Linked DNA regions of Homo sapiens: region 1 is linked to region 2. A link is a contact called in ENCODE Hi-C or POLR2A ChIA-PET data. All regions are on one chromosome and are shown on one strand. Each heading gives the region's core, a stretch centred on a gene start or an enhancer-like site at or near the end of the contact. The rest is flanking DNA. Distances are from core to core; before and after follow the strand shown.

The links. Hi-C counts contacts between places; a loop is a spot of excess contacts on that map. ChIA-PET counts read pairs that join two places held with the same protein, here RNA polymerase II (POLR2A). Pooled maps may share reads with other maps.
Region 1: a loop to region 2 is called in a map of CD8-positive, alpha-beta T cell, with 10 times the contacts of the local background. The contact joins the enhancer-like site here to the promoter of CAMKK2 in region 2. A Hi-C loop is called at or near these places in 1 of 168 maps with a recorded cell type or tissue (CD8-positive, alpha-beta T cell) and 8 of 50 pooled maps. POLR2A ChIA-PET finds 5 or more read pairs at or near these places in 2 of 52 experiments (activated T-cell and activated naive CD4-positive, alpha-beta T cell).

What each region holds. Positions count from the first base shown.
Region 1 is chr12:121,837,859-121,842,092 of GRCh38, forward strand. It overlaps HPD (4-hydroxyphenylpyruvate dioxygenase), which reads right to left. Exons shown (of 14, transcript NM_002150.3): 13 at 2,074-2,190; 14 at 1,669-1,980. The coding sequence ends at 1,870. Among named protein-coding and RNA genes, the nearest start is that of TIALD, 16 kb to the right of the region's middle. RefSeq lists enhancers at 990-1,660, 2,332-3,001 and a silencer at 1,623-1,822. Within about 2 kb of position 1,798, at least 16 of the 41 ENCODE cell types and tissues checked have a DNase peak (open chromatin) inside an H3K27ac peak, as active enhancers do.
Region 2 is chr12:121,294,396-121,298,295 of GRCh38, forward strand. It overlaps CAMKK2 (calcium/calmodulin dependent protein kinase kinase 2), which reads right to left and starts at 2,314. Exons shown (of 17, transcript NM_001270485.2): 1 at 2,243-2,314. RefSeq lists a silencer at 1,850-2,999.

The DNA of each region.
Region 1 (4,234 bases), core at 548-3,047, 540 kb after region 2:
ACCTGAGACCAGGAATTCGAGACTGGCCAACATAGTGAGATCCCATCTCCATGAAAAATAAAAACAAAATTAGCTGGGCGTGGTGGCACATGCCTATAGTCCCAGCTACTTGGGAGGCTGAGGTAGGAGGATCACCTGAGCTCAGAAGGTGGAGGTTGCAGTAAGCCAAGAGCACACCACTGCACTCCAGCCTGAGCAATGGAGTGAGACTCTGTCTAAAAAAAAAAAAAAAAGAGAGAAAAAGAAAAAAAAAAGAGGCCAAATTTGCCCACCACCAACTCTTACCTGGTTTTGAAGAAAGAATCTCCTTCCTAGGGTTTTAGGACCCAGCTGCCTCATTCTTTTGCAAGGATCACTCACTCTTCTATGAGTATGAACAAGCCCCTTTCCAAAAGAAGTCCTCACTGCGGGCAAGGCTGGGGCAGTGCAGCTGCGTGGGTGGTCATGGGCACTGCCCTGCTGAGGGCAGGGACTGGGATACCAGGCCCCTCCTACCTGCTTTATCTCTGAGACCAGGAACCAAGGGACCATATCCTACAGTTGATGAGCAGGGATGCTGCCCCTAGAGTCCCTTGTCTAACACTCTCCCCTCTCCTGTGTTCAGAGGTTTGGGCTCTGGGTAGCAAAACTGAAGACAGCTCATCTTTAGAGATCATCGGCCGGGCGCGGTGGCTCACGCCTGTAATCCCAGCACTTTGGGAGGCCGAGACCATCCTGGCTAACAAGGTGAAACTCCGTCTCTGCTAAAAATACAAAAAATTAGCCGGGCGTGGTGGCGGGCGCCTGTAGTCCCAGCTACTCGGGAGGCTGAGGCAGGAGAATGGCGTGAACCCGGGAGGCGGAGCTTGCAGTGAGCCGAGATCGCACCACTGCACTCCAGCCTGGGGGACAGAGCGAAACTCCGTCTCAACAACAACAAAAAGAGATCATCAAGCCGGCAGACAAGATGCTGCCAAACTCTGACCCCACCTCAGGGCCTTTCTCCGTTCGCTCTTCCTGGAATCCTTTTCCCGAGCATGGTCCCATGGCTGGCTCCCAAATGTCACCTTCTCGGAGAGGTCTTCCGTTATCAAAATTAGCTCCCCTGCGATCTTCGCTTCCACATATTCTCATCAACTGCCTTTTTTTTTTTTGAGACAGGGTCTCACTCTTGCCCAGGCTGGAGTGCAGTGTCAGGATCAGGGCTCGCTGCAGCTTAGACCTCTGTCCATCAATCGATCCTCCCACCTCAGCCTCCTGAGTAGCTGGGACCACAGGTGTGCGCCACTACGCCAGGCTAATTTTTATTTGTTATTTGTGTAGACGCAGGGGGGTCGGGGTCTTGCTATGTTACCGGGCTGGGCTCGAACTCCTGGCCTCAAGCGATCCTCCCACCTCTGCCTCCCAAAGCGCTGAAATTACAGGTGTGAGCCACCACGCCCGGCTCATCGCTTGCTTTATTGTCTGAATCGCGTTTATCTCTCTACAAAAGCAGTGTCATCCGTCTTTCCCTCCAGAGCAAGTCCCCTTCCTTCCCTGGTTCCAGAATTCCCCTCTCCGCGTGGTCCCGCTGGCAAAGCGCTGGCACCCGCAGCTCCTCGGTCCCGCGGCGCTGGCGGCCGCCCTGGCCTCCCCCTGGCTGCCATAAGGCACTACTGCCTTATGCGCAACACAAACACAGACACAGTATTGGACCGGGGCACGCTTTAATCGGGAGGGCTGGAGCAGAGGGCGGCCCCGCCGAGGGGCGTGGTCAGTGTGGGCGGAGCCTTGGGGGCCGAGTCCGCTGGTGGGCGGGACCCAAGGGGAGCAGCCAGTAGGGAAGTTGGGCGAGTTCCAGAATCAGGGGGCGTGGCTGTGTGGCTGTGGCCTCCGTGGGGTGGGCGGGGCTTACATGCCGGGCACCACCCCATTGGTCTCCATGTTGGTGAGGTTACCCCGCAGGTTCTGCTCCTCCTCGAAAGCCTTGAACAGTGAGTTGAAGTTGCCGGCTCCAAAACCCTGTGGCGGGAAAGAGAGGAGATGAGCCAAGGACCCAGAAAACCGAGTGTGCTAGCTGCCTGTCCCCTCGGGCCTGCCGGGGACAAGCAGTACCTGGTGGTTGTGGCGCTGGATGACTTCCAGGAAGAGCGTGGGCCGGTCCTGCACCGGTTTGGTGAAGATCTGCAGGAGGTAGCCTTTCTCGTCGTAGTCCACCAGGATTTTCAGCTCCTAGGCGGGAGACAGGGGGCTCTGCTAGGGGAGGCTGGCACGGTGAGATCCTTGGAAAGTCCACAGGGGCTCCTGCACCCCAAAAGTCTGGAAATGACCTCTTTTTCTGGCAGTTCAGCCACCTCCAAATATATCCCCAAACTGTCCTATTACTATCCCCCTACTACAGTTCCTAAGGCACCATTCAAGACTGCTGCCCGCTTCTAATCTTGTATCCTTACAATCCATCCTCCCCGCAGACATTATCAGGACACTTTCTTTTTCTTTTTTGAGACGGAGCCTTGCGCTGTTACCCAGGCTGGAGTGCGGTGGCGCAATCTTGGCTCACTGAAACCTCCGCCTTCCGGGTTCAAGCGATTCTCCTGTCTCAGCCTCCCGAGTAGCTGGGACTACAGGCGCAGGCTACCATGCCCGGCTAATTTTTGTATTTTTAGTAAGACGGGGTTTCACGATATTGGTCAGGCTGGTCTCGAACTCCTGACCTCAGGTGATCCACCCACCTCGACCTCCCAAAGTGTTGGGATTACAGGCGTGAGCCACCATGACCTGCTGCGGGATCTTTTAAAAGTCGGATCATGTCATTCCCCTGTTTAAAATCCTCCAGTGGAAATCGGAACCCTCATGTACTGCTGGTGGGACTGTAAAATGGTGCAACCACTTTGGAAAACAGTCTGGCAGCTTCTCAAAAAGTTAAACATATAGTGTTGCTTCCTTAAAATACGGATTAAAAAAAAAAAAGGGGGTGGCCAGGCATGGTGGCTCACTTTGGGAGGCCGAGGCAGGTGGATCACCTGAGCTCAGTTCGAGACCAGCCTGGCCAACATGGGGAAACCCAGTCACTACAAAAAAAAATACAAAAATTAGGCTGGGCAAGGTGGCTCACGCCTGTAATCCCAGCACTCTGGGAGGCTGAGGTGAGTGAATCACCCGAGGTCAGGAGTTCGAGACCAGCCTGGCCAACATGGTGAAACCCCATCTCTACTAAAAATAAAAATAAAAATAAATTGGCTGGGCATGGTGGCACACGCCTGTTATCCCAGCTACTCAGGAGGCAGAGGCAGGAGAATCGCTTGAACCCGGGAAGTGGAGGTTGCAGTGAGCCAAGATCGGCCACTGCTCTCCAGCCTGGGCAACAGAGCAAGACTCTGTCTCAAAAAAAAAAAAAAAAAAATTAGCTGGGCGTGGTGGCGGGCGCCTATAATCCCAGCTACTGGGGAGGCTGAGGCAGGAGAATTGCTTGAACCCAGGAGGCTGGAGGTTGCAATGGGCCAAGATCGCACCACTGCACCCCAGCCTGGGAAACAAAGCAAGACTCCATCTCTAAACAAACAAAAGGGAACATGGAATTACCATGTGACCTAGCTACTCCTAGATATATTCCAAAGTGCATTGAAAACACGTCCACACAGAGCCTTGTACATAGATGTTCACAGTAGCATTACGTATAACACCCCAAAAGTGGAAACAACCCAAATATCTATCAACGAGGAATAGATAAACAATGTGTGTCTATCTATACAATGGGATATTTTTCAGCCACAAAAAGGAACGAAGCACTGACACACACCCCACGCAGATGAACCTTGAGCACATGCTATGGGAAAGAAGCTGCTCACAATAGGCCTATTTTGTGATTCCTTTTTTTTTTTTTCCGAGATGGAGTTTCACTCTGTCGCCCAGGCTGGAGTGCAATGGCGCGATCTCGGCTCACTGCAACCTCCCCTTCCCTGGGTTCAAGCAATTCTCCGGCCTCAGGCTCCCCAGTAGCTGGGATTACAGGCATCTGCTATCACACCCAGCTAATTTTTGTATTTTTAGTAGAGACAGGGTTTCACCATGTTGGCCAGGCTGGTCTTGAACTCCTGACCTCATGATCCGCCCACCTCAGCCTCCCAAAGTGCTGGGATTACAGGCATGAGCCACCGTGCCTGGACTTTGTGATTCCTTTTGATGAAATGTCCAGAATAGGCAAATCTATAGAGACTGAAGGTAGATTAATGGTGCCTAGGGCTGGGGTGGGAGGGGGGAAGGGAACAGAGGGGGT
Region 2 (3,900 bases), core at 1,064-3,563:
CCCCCGGATGAGAACTAGTGCATTGTTATTAGTGACTATATTTAGCTACCAGCCCACTAGCCATATCTAAGGATGGGCAGTACTACAGACCCTGCATAGAGCTGCATCGGCAAACACTGATGTAGTGAATAAACAAAACAAAACAAACTCCTGGGCTCCTCAAGAAGCTCAGGGCAGCCTTGCCAGGGTCTCTGCTCTTGAACAGGTGCACAAAGGTTCTAAGGCCTGACATGCCTGCACTGGCTGTGTGACCCTGAGCAAGTTACTTAACTTCTCTGAGCCCTTCTATAAAATGGGGCTAAATCCTAGCAACACTGCAGGATTTCTGTAAACCTCAGTCTCCTAATCTCTACTATGGGGTTAAAATTCCCTACGTTGTAGGATTTGGTAGGCATTAAATGAGATAATGCATGTAACACATAGCACAGAATCTGGCAGGCAGCAAGAACTCAATAGATGTTAGTTTTTAATACTGTTATTATTATTATTGTCCAGGGCCAGGTGGCAGCTCATGCCTGTAATCCTAGCACTTGGGAGACTGACGTAGGCGGATCACTTGAGGTAAGGAGTTCAAGACCAGCCTGACCAACATGGTGAAACCCCTTCTCTACTAAAAATACAGAAATTAGCCAGGCATGGTGGTGGGCGCCTGTAATCCCAGCTACTGGAGAGGCTGAGGCATGAGAATCGCTTGAACCCGGGAGGCGGAGGTTGCAGTGAGCCAAGATTGTGCCACTGCACTCCACCCTGGGCAACAGAGACTCCGTCTCAAAATAAATAAATAAGTATTCTTATTATTATCCAAGTTAGGGGCTCATCAAATGATGGCTATTACTCTTCATTACAAAAATATGTTTTGCGTCCTCATCACCAATGCCTGCTTCCTCCATAGGAAGGGTGTGTGTCACCAATGCCTGCTTCCTCCATAGGAAGGGTGTATGAGCAGCAGTCTGGAAGGGGTATGTGGGGCTTGCCCTAAAGCTGCATTTGCATGGCATGCACACTATTTATTCTGAAACTGCATGTTTTTGTGGGGTGATTAGGGAAGAGGGTGGCTAACTCCCCCAAAGCCCTCCCCTTGTTGCAGCCCCCGCCTCCTCCAAGGAACAAAGGAGCTTATGGGGACATAAAGCCATCCTCTTCTCTCTCCTCTGGGGGCAGAGCTAGGGGAGGGGGAGTGGTAAATGGCAGCACAGCTCTAGGGCACCTGAAGTTTCTATCCCCTGCGTGGAGACTCCAAACACCAGGCTGGGGAAGGTAAAAGTAGCCTGTAGGGAGATGGACGCTGCAGGTCCCATCCGGAGGCCAGGTATCCCTCTCTTGCTGATAGCACTGAGACGCCCTCCCCAAAGCTCAGCCTTCTCGGGGAGATCGGAGGGGCTGAGCTGCATCCTGTCCAGCACTAAGTGAGAGTGGCCAGGAGGGCAGGCTGGCAGAGCTGTGAAAGCACCCACTTCCCCAGCTAGGCAGTGCAGGGGCTGGGGGAAAGCCAGGAAAAGCTCAAGGCTGGGTCGGGTGGCACCCCAGGCACAGAGCCCCAATGCTGAGAGGGGCTGGGTCCAGTGTCCCTGAGAGTCAGGCGGACGCCTCTCCGCATTCACAGCATACTGCAACCCCGAGGTGAATTTAGGTCAGAAGGACCAAGCCTGTGAGGCTCCGGCTGAGAGAAGAGGTGCGGTGGGGGTGGTCAAAGGGCAGACCGAAGACAGCCAAAGGTCCCCTAGGTCCCCACAACTGCTGGCCTAGGGTCCTGCCACCTGGTGTCCAAGCCACCAGGGCCTGGGTTTGCCCCGAGACAGGCAGGCTGCGGGGTGGGGGTGCTCCAAGTCCGCTGGTCCTCTCTTCCCCGGAACGCTCCAGATTTCCCCACCTGTCAAACGCGAGGGGCTGGGCCTAGGCCGCCTCCACGAACCCTGACGGACCCGGCCCCCGGTGACCCCGGTTCCAAACTCCAGGACCGCCCCTGCCACCCGGACAGGGCGCGGCCCAGCCGAGGAGGCCATCCCGAGGCCCAGGGCGCCCAGAGGACGCGGGGGAAGGGCTGTCGGGGACCGTGTCCCTCCACGTGGCGGGGCGTGGGGAGGCGCACGTGGGGTCCCTCCGTGTTGGGAGCCCCAGGCCAGCCTCCGGGCTTTGTGTGCCATGCCGGCGGCGGTCCCCCGCCTCGAGAGGGAAACGGAGCGGGCGCCCGGGGCCGCGGCGGCTGCGTCCCTTGCCCCGGGCCCGGCTACCGCCAGCTCACCTGGGCTCCGCGCCGCCGCCGCCTCCCGCGCTCTGCGCCCCCAGCTCGGCTCGGCTCGGCTCAGCTTGCTCTGCGCGGCCGCGCGCTCCTCTCCTCCGCCCGGGCGGCGGGCGCGCGGGGGGCGGGGGCGGGAGGAGCCGCCCGGCTCGGCTTGGGCGCGTCGCCGCCCCGGGCAGCGCGGGGATTGGCCACGGCGGCGGGAAACCCGAAAGCGGAACCGCCCGCGCCCGCCGCGCACCGCCCCCTGCGCGCCCCCGCCGGCTCGGCCCTGCGCCGGGGAGGGGTGGGGAGGCGGGAGCCTGCAAAGACGAAAGTAGCGAAGAGGCGAAGGGCAAGGAGCAGAAAGGGAGGAGGCGAAGAACGGGGGAAGAGAGGCCCGGCCGGGAGGATCGGAGGCGGCTGGGAGGAGAGCCTGGAGGGGCGCGGAGCGCAGGAGGTGGCGCCGCAACTTTGTACCCGCTCGCCCGCGGCGCGCACCTGCCCAGGTTCTTCCCGCGGCGCCCTCGGGCGGGCCGCGCCGGCAGCGCTTGCTTTGTTTAGCCAAATGCCGGGGCTGCAGGGCGCCTCCGGGCTGACCCTGGGAAAGTTCCCCCAAGCCGGCAAGAACACCCGGGGCCCCTCCTGTGGCGACCCGGCTGCTGCCCCTGCGCTAGGCGCCGGGCGGTGGATGCGGCCTGGACTTTGGGCCACCACCGACTCGGGGGAGCCCCCTTCCGCAGCTGCCTGCCGACTGACCACTTGCTCAGGGCCGGCCCTAAAGGCTGGGGGAAGGCGTTCCTCTCCCATCCCCAGCCCACCTGGATGCACCATTGAAGTTCATTCTGGCTTTTCCAGATGGCTACTTAGATGCTTTTTGTGAAATACAGCATATTCTTCCCATTCTCCCCTTTTTGGCACTTACTTTGCTGGAGCCTTAAGTGTGCGTTGGATCCCCCAGCTGGATAACAGCACTGTGCGGGGAAGAGGAGAAACGAAGACCTGGAGGGCTCCCTGAACCGTCCTACGGGGTCGAGCGACCCAGGGGATGTCTCACTGACCCTGCCAAACAGCCAAAAGGGAATCGAGTTGACAGGAGAGTCAACCTCCAAGTTAATAAAAGGTTCAAAGCCCTCTAGTTAACTGGGTGGATTTCCAGCCCGTTCCGATGTGCTTCTCTTGTATTTCTAGGCCGTAGGGACACTCACATGCAACGAGCCAATGAGAGCTCCACCCCGACTCCCTTTTTTTTTTTTTTTTTTTTCTTTTCTGAAACGGAGTCTCGCTCTGTCGCCCACGCTGGAGTGCAGTGACGCGATCTCGGATCACTGCAACCTCTGCCTCCCAGGTTCAAGCAGTTCTCTGCCTCAGTCTCCCGAGTAGCTGGGATTACAGGCGCCGGCCACCATACTTGGCTAATTTTTGTATTTTTCGTAGAGATGGGGTTTCACCATGTTGTCCAGGCTAATCTTGAATTCCTGACCTCGTGATCCACCCGCCTTGGCCTCCGAAAGTGCTGGGATTACAGGTGTGAGTCACCGCGCCCGGCCCACTCCCATTTTTTTTTCTTTGTTTTTTTTGTTTGTTTGTTTGTTTGTTTGTTTGTTTGTTTTGAGACAGGGTCTCTCTGTGTTGCCCAGGCTGGAGTGCAGTAGCACGATCACGGCTCGCTGCACCCTCGA